Regions from separate parts of the Homo sapiens genome. Here region 2 is linked to region 1. Evidence: chromatin contacts called from ENCODE Hi-C or POLR2A ChIA-PET data. All regions are on one chromosome and are shown on one strand. The core of a region is the stretch at or near the end of the contact, and the rest is flanking DNA. Distances in the headings are between cores, read along the strand shown.

What was found. Hi-C counts contacts between places; a loop is a spot of excess contacts on that map. ChIA-PET counts read pairs that join two places held with the same protein, here RNA polymerase II (POLR2A). Pooled maps may share reads with other maps.
Region 2: a loop to region 1 is called in a map of psoas muscle, with 2.3 times the contacts of the local background. The contact joins two enhancer-like sites. A Hi-C loop is called at or near these places in 6 of 168 maps with a recorded cell type or tissue (Caco-2, Calu3, IMR-90 and 3 more) and 7 of 50 pooled maps. POLR2A ChIA-PET finds 5 or more read pairs at or near these places in 1 of 52 experiments (RWPE1).

What each region holds. Positions count from the first base shown.
Region 1 is chr3:73,505,807-73,510,550 of GRCh38, reverse strand. The region is part of intron 3 of PDZRN3 (PDZ domain containing ring finger 3); the gene reads left to right. Among named protein-coding and RNA genes, the nearest start is that of PDZRN3-AS1, 120 kb to the left of the region's middle. Within about 2 kb of position 1,993, at least 4 of the 41 ENCODE cell types and tissues checked have a DNase peak (open chromatin) inside an H3K27ac peak, as active enhancers do.
Region 2 is chr3:73,717,603-73,722,944 of GRCh38, reverse strand. No RefSeq gene overlaps it. Among named protein-coding and RNA genes, the nearest start is that of LINC02005, 89 kb to the left of the region's middle. Within about 2 kb of position 3,329, at least 9 of the 41 ENCODE cell types and tissues checked have a DNase peak (open chromatin) inside an H3K27ac peak, as active enhancers do.

The sequences.
Region 1 (4,744 bases), core at 744-3,243:
TATTTTGTGCTTATGTGGTCTTTTAAATTTCCTTCTGACTCAGGCCTCTTCACTGGCATAGAGCACATGCTTTATTTATTCCCCTATAACTGGATATTTAGACTGCAGCTTTTTTGCTTTTCCAAGCAATGGTGCTGCGAGCCTTCATAGACCTTTTTCCTTGTGCGTGTATATGTGCTAGTGTTTCTTCTCGGGTAGAGATCTAGAAATGGAGCCACCAGTTTCCAGGCAAGACCAGACGTAAAAGGTTGTACATAAGGAGCACTAGTTTTACATACCCATGAACTATATTTATTACGGTCGTGCTTGAGTTCTGGCTGAAGAATTACGTGACACAAAAATGGACAGAGTTAGCTACAGGAGGCAGAAAGCGTGCAGTAGGGATCCTGTTGAATCCTCAAGCTAAGTAGTTTACCAAGCTGGTTGCAAATCTATTTGGTATTTTCCTGATTATCAAAATACTTGCCACTGATAGGAAACATTTGTTTGAGGGCCTCTCCTCCTCCACCCCCAACCTCCAGTGTACGACAGATGAATCAGTCATGGTAGAAGAAACAAATGGCTTTCTGTTGTTACTGCTTCTTTAAAGATAATCCGTTGTTTTCAAAACATTTGCAACGATTGCTTTCAAGGAAAGGGTGGCTGGAGGCCTCAGCCCCTGATTTCCCCAGGTGGAAACATTTGCAGTGGGTTTTCAGGGAAGTCACAGAGAAGAGCCGCCCGCCCGTGCCAGGATTCAAGGCAGGAAGTTGTCTGTTTGGTATTTACTCAGGCGTCTTTGGGCAAGAATTGATTATTCAATCAGAGTTGAAAGTTACTGCTAGGAGTTGCTTAGGCAGTAAGAGAAGAGGCTGTTTTCCTTGGAAAGGCCTAAAAGCCTGAATCTCCAATTTAAAATTAAATTTTGCTGTGACTTTCCTGCAGGATCTCAGGTGAGAGATACTTCTTGCCCTCCAAGACTGAAAGCCTAGTTTGTCAGTACGTTAGTTGAGTACTGAGGGAACGCCCCTTTGAGCCATAGCACTGGGAGATCCAGAAGGGACATGAGCCACCATCTCTTTCAATGACCTTGTTTTTATAGAAGAGGAAACTGAGCCAGGGGAGATGAAATGATCAGCCTAGTGCCCACATGTTGGAGAAATTACAGGACAAACAGACAGAGGTCCAATTTCTGCACCTAAAGGGCTGAGACCGCATGGGTCTGCGTCCTCCTGGGTCCGCCCTTTCCTGTGCCTGTTGCATGGTAGATGCTTAGTGAGCGTGTTGCCCTGAGACCATCCCATCTCCAGATGGCTGGTTTCCAATGTGATTATGAGGGCAAAGTCACTTCCTCACGGGGGGCTTGGAAAGTAAAAAAGGAAAAGTCAAAACACATAAGAAATGGAAATAACAGAGTAAGCCTGTGTGTTTTAAAAACTACTATTTATATCTTGCCTCCTTCCACAAAGGATTTAAGGCAGCTTAGGAGAGTTAAACACCAACACCAGAGCCCTCACTACACAGTAAGTAACTAATTGCCACGTGAGGCTTACAGATAAATGCTGAGAGCCTGGGTGGGGGAAATTGTCTTTGCTGCTGCAGAGACGTTTTAGGCCTGTCTGGATAAACCATAGGCATAATATATAAATAGAACCTCAAAGGGACACTAGGGGCTCTGTTGCCAGAGGTTTATTTTTCTTTTTTGGTTTTTGTATGAGAGGGCCTTGGTTATGGCTAGGGAAGTGGACAGGGGAGAGAAAAAATATTTATTTTCCAATGTATCAATTTTGTGTGCCATACCCTGCCTTTTCACATATCTCTTTCAGAAAGTTCTCCACGTTTACATTTCTGGAGAAGTTAAAATGAAAGACCCTGTTTACATTTATAGTTAAAATTAAAAACAGGATTTACCTGGGAGCTAATACCCTCCAGTGACTTAAGGTTGGAAATTAAGGCTTCCTGGCTTATCTTTCTTAAGGATAGAAAACTGTTCACTCCTAAATCGCCCCCTAGTGGTCCCTTAAGTCACTGATAGTCTCCTGCCCGAGGAGCTGCACGGCAGGTCCCAGTTGGAGGCACCATCATCTGTTGCATTGCTCCAAGGTGAAATTGGCCATCACGATGACAGAATTCTGCAAGGAGAAACTTCGGTTGACTTTTCTTCTTTCACTCCCAGGGTTTTCCTTTATGTCTTCACTGCTGTTTCCAGATTTCTGAAGAACAGTGCAGGACTGAGTTTATGCACGAAGCTCTGAGGACCAAAGGTGGAGGGAGGTCTTCCTTGAAAATTACTTTGCTGAGGCCTTGCTCCTTGTTCAAGGCAACACTATGGGAGGGGTTGTATGGTGGTGGCTGCTGCTCAGCAAGGGTGTCCAGCATGTGCCGGGGAAGAGAGGTTTTTTGAAGTACATTTCTAGTCGATAGCCAAGCCTATTGTGAAGAGTGGGAACAGGGCTGGTAATAGCTGCATCTCTTTTTTTTTTGAGACCGTCTCAGTCACCCAGGCTGGAGTGCAATGGCACAATCTCGGCTCATTGCAACCTTCACCTCCTGAGTTCAAGCCATTCTCATGTGCCTCAGCCTCCCAAGTAGCTGGGTTTACAGGCACGTGCCACCATGCCTGGCTAATTTTTGTATTTTTAGTAGAAACGGGGTTTTACCATGTTGGCCAGGCTGGTCTGGAACTCCTGGCCTCAAATGATCGCCCACCTCGTCCTCCCAAAGTGCTGGGATTACAGGCGTGAGCCACTGCGCCCGGCCAGCTGCATCTCAGAATTTTTGTTAGCGAGTCTGACTTACAATTGCCAATACCTGAGAGTTCCTTTAGTATGCAGTTTTAGATCTCCACTAAGGCTTCATTTAAATACATCTTTTCTTTGCCAAGTGTTCAGCTGCCAGTAGTGATTTCTCATATGGCTGATTCTAATTAGACCTGACATTGTCAAACTCCATAACTTCTCCAAGTTACAGAAGTGATACAGTTTCATTTCTAAAAGCACTGGAAAGCTCAGAGTGAGAAGTAACCTGTCATCTCACAATACAGAAAAATACCTATGCCTTACGTGTGCTTCATGAGGGGGTGGTAGAAAATGAGAATGAAATGGCCGGGCACGGTGGCTCACGCCTGTAATCCCAGCACTTTGGGAGGCCAAGGCGGGCGGATCACCTGAGGTCAGGAGTTGAGACCAGCCTGGCCAACATGGTGAAACCCCATCTCTACTAAAAATACAAAAATTATCCAGGCATATGGTGGCAGGTGCCTGTAATCCCAGCTACTCGGGAGGCTGAGGGAGGAGAATCACTTGAACTCGGGAAGCAGAGGTTGCTGTGAACTGAGATCTCACCATTGCACTCCAGCTTGGGGGACAAGAGCGAGACTTCGTCTCAAAAAAAAAAATGAGAATGAAATCTATGCTTATATGTGTGCATAAATGTTTTTAAAAAGAGATCATTTTCTGAGTGTATTGTTGCCTACTTTTACTTTGCAGTGTTCCACAAACAATATTTTGTCATTAGGTAGTTTTTCAGCCTCAGGGCTTTTAATGGCTATGTAGTATTCAACCTATGCCTGTGCTGGCTGTGATGCAATTTACCTCACCTATTACTATGGTTATTTTTACCATTAAAAACAATGCTGGGTTGAAGTTTTTTTTGTTTTTTTGTTTTTTTTTTTTTTGAGACATGGTCACCTGGGCTGCTGGAGTACAGTGGCACAGTCATAGCTGATTGCATCCTCAACCTGGGCTCAAGCCATCCTCCTGCGTCAACCTCCCTAAGTACTGGGGTTACAGGCATGAGCCACCGTGCCTGAAGATAATTATATGTAAATCCTTCCATTAACTTATGTTTTCCTTAAGAAAAATTTCTAGAATTGGAATATTTGTGTCATCATTTTAGATATCTCTCCAGAAAAGTTGTGACTATTGCTTTCCCACAGATCATATTCGAGTAAGTCTTTTCCCTGCCCCTTCCATAATACAGGGTTATTTTCAACTTTGGCCATGTTGTTGAGTAAAAAGTGGCACTAGATTATTTGAGTAGCTGATTGTTATCTAGTTGGATTGAATTTTATTTTCTTTTTCATTAGCCAATTGTATTTCTTCTTTGGTGCAGTTGCTTATGTTCCCTGTTACTGGGCTGGGCTGTTTATCTTTTTTCTTATTGATGTAGAAAAGCTTTATTTGTATTAAAGATGTCAACCTTTTCATCTTTGTTGTACACATTTATTCCCTGAATATGGTTTGCCTTTTCCTGAGACTGGGAGATGCCAATCATTAATTATATGATCAGAAAACTGTTATCCTGCCCAGGCCCGACTTCAGAAACGGACGTTGCAAGATCAACCTGACCAGCCCTGGGGCCTGTGCTCTCTCAGCCCTGAGGTACCACCTGCACCCTGTTATTCTGCTTATGTTGATATTCAGACTTGAAATTGTTCTGAGGATATCTTGTGTATTTTATCTCAGTGCAGAGATAATGAGTTTCACATGGATGGAGGGGATCACAGTGGACACCATTTCCTTTATTTTTTTTCTACCTGCTCTCTACCTGCCCGTACCTGAGTTCCATGGTTTGTGGCTGTGTTGATTCATGGGAGTCTTAGGGGGGATACTTGTCATATTTAAATGAGTTCACTTGACCATCCAAAAGATGGTTGAGTGCCTCCTCTGTGCTTATTACAGAGGGATTGGTTGGAAAGTCGGTTGGGGGTCTCTAATCCAGCGCAATTTTATTTTTTGCCTCAAATTTTTAAATAGAGCTTATT
Region 2 (5,342 bases), core at 2,080-4,579, 210 kb before region 1:
TCCTTGTTTCCTTATGTGCTTGATTATTTTTAACTGTATGTTGGTCATTGTCCTTAAGTATTTGAGGGGATTCTATGTGACTTAAGTTGAAGTGACTTCCTCTGGAGATAATTTGAGTTTGCCTCTAGCACATACCTAGATACATAGGCAGTCCAGGACAACTTTAATGTAAATTCCTGAGTTGAGATCATGATGAACTTCACAAACGAGGAACACATTATCAGTACCAGCATCAGCCTTATTCCTACCATTATTGAGCATTCTGTGCATGTATTATCTAAGCTATTGGTCCTCAACCTTTTTGACACCAGGGAATAGTTTCATGGAAGACAGTTTTTTCCATGGACCAGGGAAGAGTTGGGGGAGATGGTTTAGGGATGAAACTCTTCCACCTCAGATCATCAGGCATTAGTTAGATTATCATAAGGGGCACTTTATCTACAACCCTCACATGCACAGTTCACAATAGAGTTCACACTCCTATGAGAATCTAATGCCACCACTGATCTGACAGGAGGTGGAGCTCAGACAGTAACGCTCACTCGCCTGCTGCTCACCTGCTGCTATGCAGCCTGGTTCCTAATAGGCCTGTGTATAGGTCTGCAGCCTGGAGGTTGGGGACCCCTGATCTAATTACTTCACTGCTTCCTCACACTTGAACTTCACAGAAACTATGATGCAAGTATCAAAATAACCTGCATAATACAGAAAGAAAATGAGGGCACAGTATATTAAGTAATTAACCTGAAGTCATATAACCAGCTATTGGTAGAGATATAAAAGACCTATAACCTAAAGTCCTATATGCCATGACCTACTTACTAAGCTATAAGTACTTAATAAATGTATGTTGATGATGTTCATCGCTGTAAAACTATTATTCCTGTGAGTGTAGAAAGGAAATAGAAATAAGATACAAGCTTGGCTGGATTAAAGTTTTGAGATGAAGTCCTCCAATCTCCATTTTTCTCCACACTACGTAGATGAACTGAGTATGCCTGGTAGTGAAACACCAGGCAAAGTTTGAAGATGCAGTCAAATGTTATGCATAAAACAGTAGACCAATGCCAACTCCTTAAAAGAATAGACATCTGAGAATCACAACTACCACTGAACTCACAATTAAGTTTAAAATTATTTTACAGGAAGAGGAAGCTTTGCAGAGGCACTGTCAGTAGCAGCCTGAATAAGTTATCCAAGAAAAAAATTGGAGAGAAATTTCTTGGAGTTTCCTGCTATCATTAAGCTAGAGATTCAGTACGAATTGAGGGTTCCCAAGGGCAATTTTCTGAAAGGGCATAGGCACTTTATCCTCCTCTGCTAGCCAGATTCTTATTGCCTGTTCTTGGGACCCTGCCATCAAGTGTTCTGGAGGCCACCAGGGCAGATGATGAGGCCACAGAGCCAGGTGATCTGAAACATTGCCACTGCCCTAGGTTGTGCTTTTCCTCATTATTCACCTGGACAATTGAAATTGAGTCCAGACTGGACTCCAGCCTCTAGTTGTCTGCAAGTACCTTAAGAGCAGGAATTACTGATCTTTACTCATTAGTGCCCAGTACAGTGATGGCACATTTGCCCGCTGGTTCAGCAGCAATTACTTCTTGAACATCTACTCTCCGCTAGTCACTGAGGATACAATGGTGAACAAAAACTTGCGTGGTACATGCTCTTATGGGGTGCATGGTCTAGGGAGGAGCATATAGTTGCCAAATAATAAAAGCCAAATGCATAATTACAAACTCTCTTATAAACGTGATGAAGGAAGGGAACTGAGGACACTGAAAATCTGATCTATTCTGGGGGTACAGGGGAACCTCTGAGAGAAAATGGCATTCAGGTTAAGTTAGGAAGAGTATAGTTTATTCGAGTAAAGAGGGAAAAAACAGAGACGAAGAGAACTATAGTTGCAAAGGCCCTGTAGTCAGAGGAGTAGAGCATAGATAACCCAATAAAACTTGAATGTATAAATTAATGATTGAGTGACTCAGAATAACAACTAACATTTCTATGGTACTTACCATGTGCCAGGAATTATTCTAGCGTTTAATTTATACCAACTCATTTAACCTCCACAACAACCCTATGTGATAGGTATTATTTTTGTCTCCATTTTGAAAATGGGGAAACTGAATTACAGAGAAAATATGTAACTTGTGAAAGTTGAACAATTATCAAACTGTGCAACTGGGATTTGGACCCAGGAATCTGGGCTGAAGCAGATAACTAGGGCTTCTCTGGTGATCTATGAAATCCCTGGAATAACATGTTATTAAATAGAGCAAATATGGTGGCCTGAAACAGGGAACATCAGTTCTAAAATTGAGTCTACGAGATCCAGGAGCAAAGTTTTTTGAAAGATGTGAGCTACTCAAAGGAATATGGAATAAGAAGAAGAATGCAATGGAATTAAACATGCTTGAAGGTTTTAAAAACTCAATTAAAAATGCCATTGTAAAAGAAAAAAATGTTAAATTCTATAAATTTGCAATAAAAATAGTAGAGAATAAGAAAACAAATACTAACTTCATCAAACTTTGGAGTGAAAATATTTACATAATCAGCATTGTTTCTTTTGAATATCTTTCCCATGCGCGTACTCTAAATATTATGAACATCATTTCTTCTTGTAATTTTTTCCTCCCTCTGTCATCTATAAATGGACCCTGCTTAACATTTTATATCCAAGTGCTAGAAGCATTGAGAATTGGGAAGCCCTGGAAAACCCCTTATTTCTCCACAGTAAGGATGTACTCATGAGCTCTGCTAGGAAATTCATTCTGGTTGTCAGCTGAGACTTTATTTCCTCTCTGATGCTCATATTTGCATGAATCCAAAATCCAAATTAAGTCATAGGTCGTGGGACTATGCAGGCAGGCAGCCAGCAGCTCTGCCAATGCCAGTTACCTTCATAAAACCAAGACGTCTTTTATTATCCGAGGATCCTCCGAGTGAGGCTTGCCCTTTCCACTGAAGTTTTCAGCAAGTTAAGTCCAGGGTACTTAGAGCTGCTTGTTTACTTTAAAATTTCCTCTCTTGCTCTCTCTCTCTGTCTCTCTTAACCCGCGACCCTTTTTCTCTCTCTTGTCTCTCTGTTTGTCTCTTTCTGGTTTTCTTTTTTCCTTTCCAGCTTCTTTGCTCCTCTTGGCTACTCTTGAGAGCAAGCATTGGCAGGCAATGAATCAAAGTGGGCTATTTTTGCTCTCGCTGTGAGGATGTTTACAACATATTGAAAACTCGGCTTTGTAGTTTAACGTCATTTTCAGTATATTTTCAGAAAATCTGACTGGCTTCCAAGTTCAGTAGATGACTGTGAAACCCACAGAGGGCCTTATGTACCTCATACCTTACCTTAGGCGGCTGCCCTGACTCTTAACGGCTCACATTGCATCAAATATGGCCCCACATGTGTAGAAATGGAAAGATGGGCATGCTGACCAAATTTATTTCCTAACAATGCTGATTTCATAAACAGTAGCTCAAAGTTGTGAAACAAGAAATTTAAAACTAGCTGTGTACAACAAGAAATTCTATGAACACTCTATCTCTGGCCTAATTAAGCTATTTTTCCTTCCCACCCAACCAAGCTGCCCCCAAATGTTTTGGATACATGTACCATCCCATTAGAATATAGTTAATCTTGAATATATTTCACCATGAAATATGAACATAGTAATTAGAGAATTTTCCATTCAACATCCCCTATCATATTCCTAGCATATTGGAGTCTGTTAGAATAGCATTTAACTGTTTTCATATGGGCTTCAGCAGACATCCTGGAAGATTTGAAATAGCCAATAAATTCAACACAATGAAACCTAGTCAAACTTCTATCCTTTTCCTTCCTTTCTTTTCTTTTTTTTCTCTCTCTCTCTTTCTTTCTTTCTTTCTTTCCAACTCCAGGTTCTAAATAAAATAAGATTAAGGTTGACCTAATTTTCTAAGAGCCGCCTGCTGATTTATCAGCTGATAGCATGTCTGAGGTATTCAAGCCAATTAAACTGGTTCACAAAGTATTGCTCAGTGGGTAAATATGAGGTAGAAACATCCAGGAGGTCTTCTTTTTATCTGATGCTGAAATCAGAGGTCTGGACAGGCTAATTGGTGTTTGTAAGGGTGGTGGGGAAATAGCCCACTGGTGTTCACTAAAAACTGTACTAATAACTCATTAACAGAAACCTCAAGCAGAGACACTCACATGTGGACAGTGCAGATAGAGTGGGGCTGAAATCGAGCTGGCCTGCTTTCTTGGACCAAGGCTAACTTTCCACTGAGGTTTTGATCCGTAGCACTGTATTAAGTCCTTGTTTGTGAGTGACTTCTATTGTCTAGGTACTTTGCAGGCTCACACCAGGCAACACTGGGCCTGTTGTTCCAATCCACTTTGAGATTCTGTAATTTAAACAGCACAGAGCGTGGGCCAGCCCCGAGAGTTATAACCTAGTTTAACTGGATTTAGAAAACTGGTTAAACTAGGCTACAACTCCCTTGGTCTTGAACCTGCAGTTTTGGTTTTGGTTTTGTTTTTCTTTCCCTTCTGTTCAGAGTATAAGTTCACTTGCTTTAGAAAAATGGAAACAATAAGAAAATGGAAAATGACAAATATGCTGGGGAATTTATTTGAACTGGCACAGTAGTCTTACCTATAACAAAGAAATTCTTTAAACTTCTAGCATTTGCTAATGACACTGGCCAGCACTATACCATAACTGCTTAAGATCTGACTTTCCCACTAGACCAGTGGTTCTCAAACTCCACCCCACATCTGTGCTGTCAGGAGGTCCTGTTAAGATGCAGACAGATGCCCCACTCATGGTGTTGCTATTTCAGTAGGTCCAGATGGGATCTGAGAATTTGTCTTTCTAATAAATTCCCACATGATGCCAATGCTGATGGCCCAAGGAGAACATGTCAAGAATGACCGCACAAGACTGGCAACTCCTCGAGGGCAGGAATAGTCTCATTTGTCCCAGTATTCATAGCACCTAGTGCTGTGTCTGTTACACATCCATATTCTAATAAATGACTGTAGCTATTTATCTAAGTAGTATTCAATATCTACAATTTGTCAGAAATTGTTCTAAACACTAGAAATTCCACAGTGAACAAGACAAAGATGTCCCATGTCCTCAGAGAGTTTCCATTCTAGTGGTGCAGCCAAGTAGGAAACAAAGAAATTTATAAAGTCATGTCAGTTTGTGCTAAGTGCTATGAAGGAATTCAAAGCAGGACAAGAGGACAGAGAACAATGGAGGCAGGAGGCACTGTTAGATGGGGTGTCAGGGAAGGCCTCTCTGAGGAGGAGACATGTGCAGAACACTGAATGAAACGAGTGAGCAAGT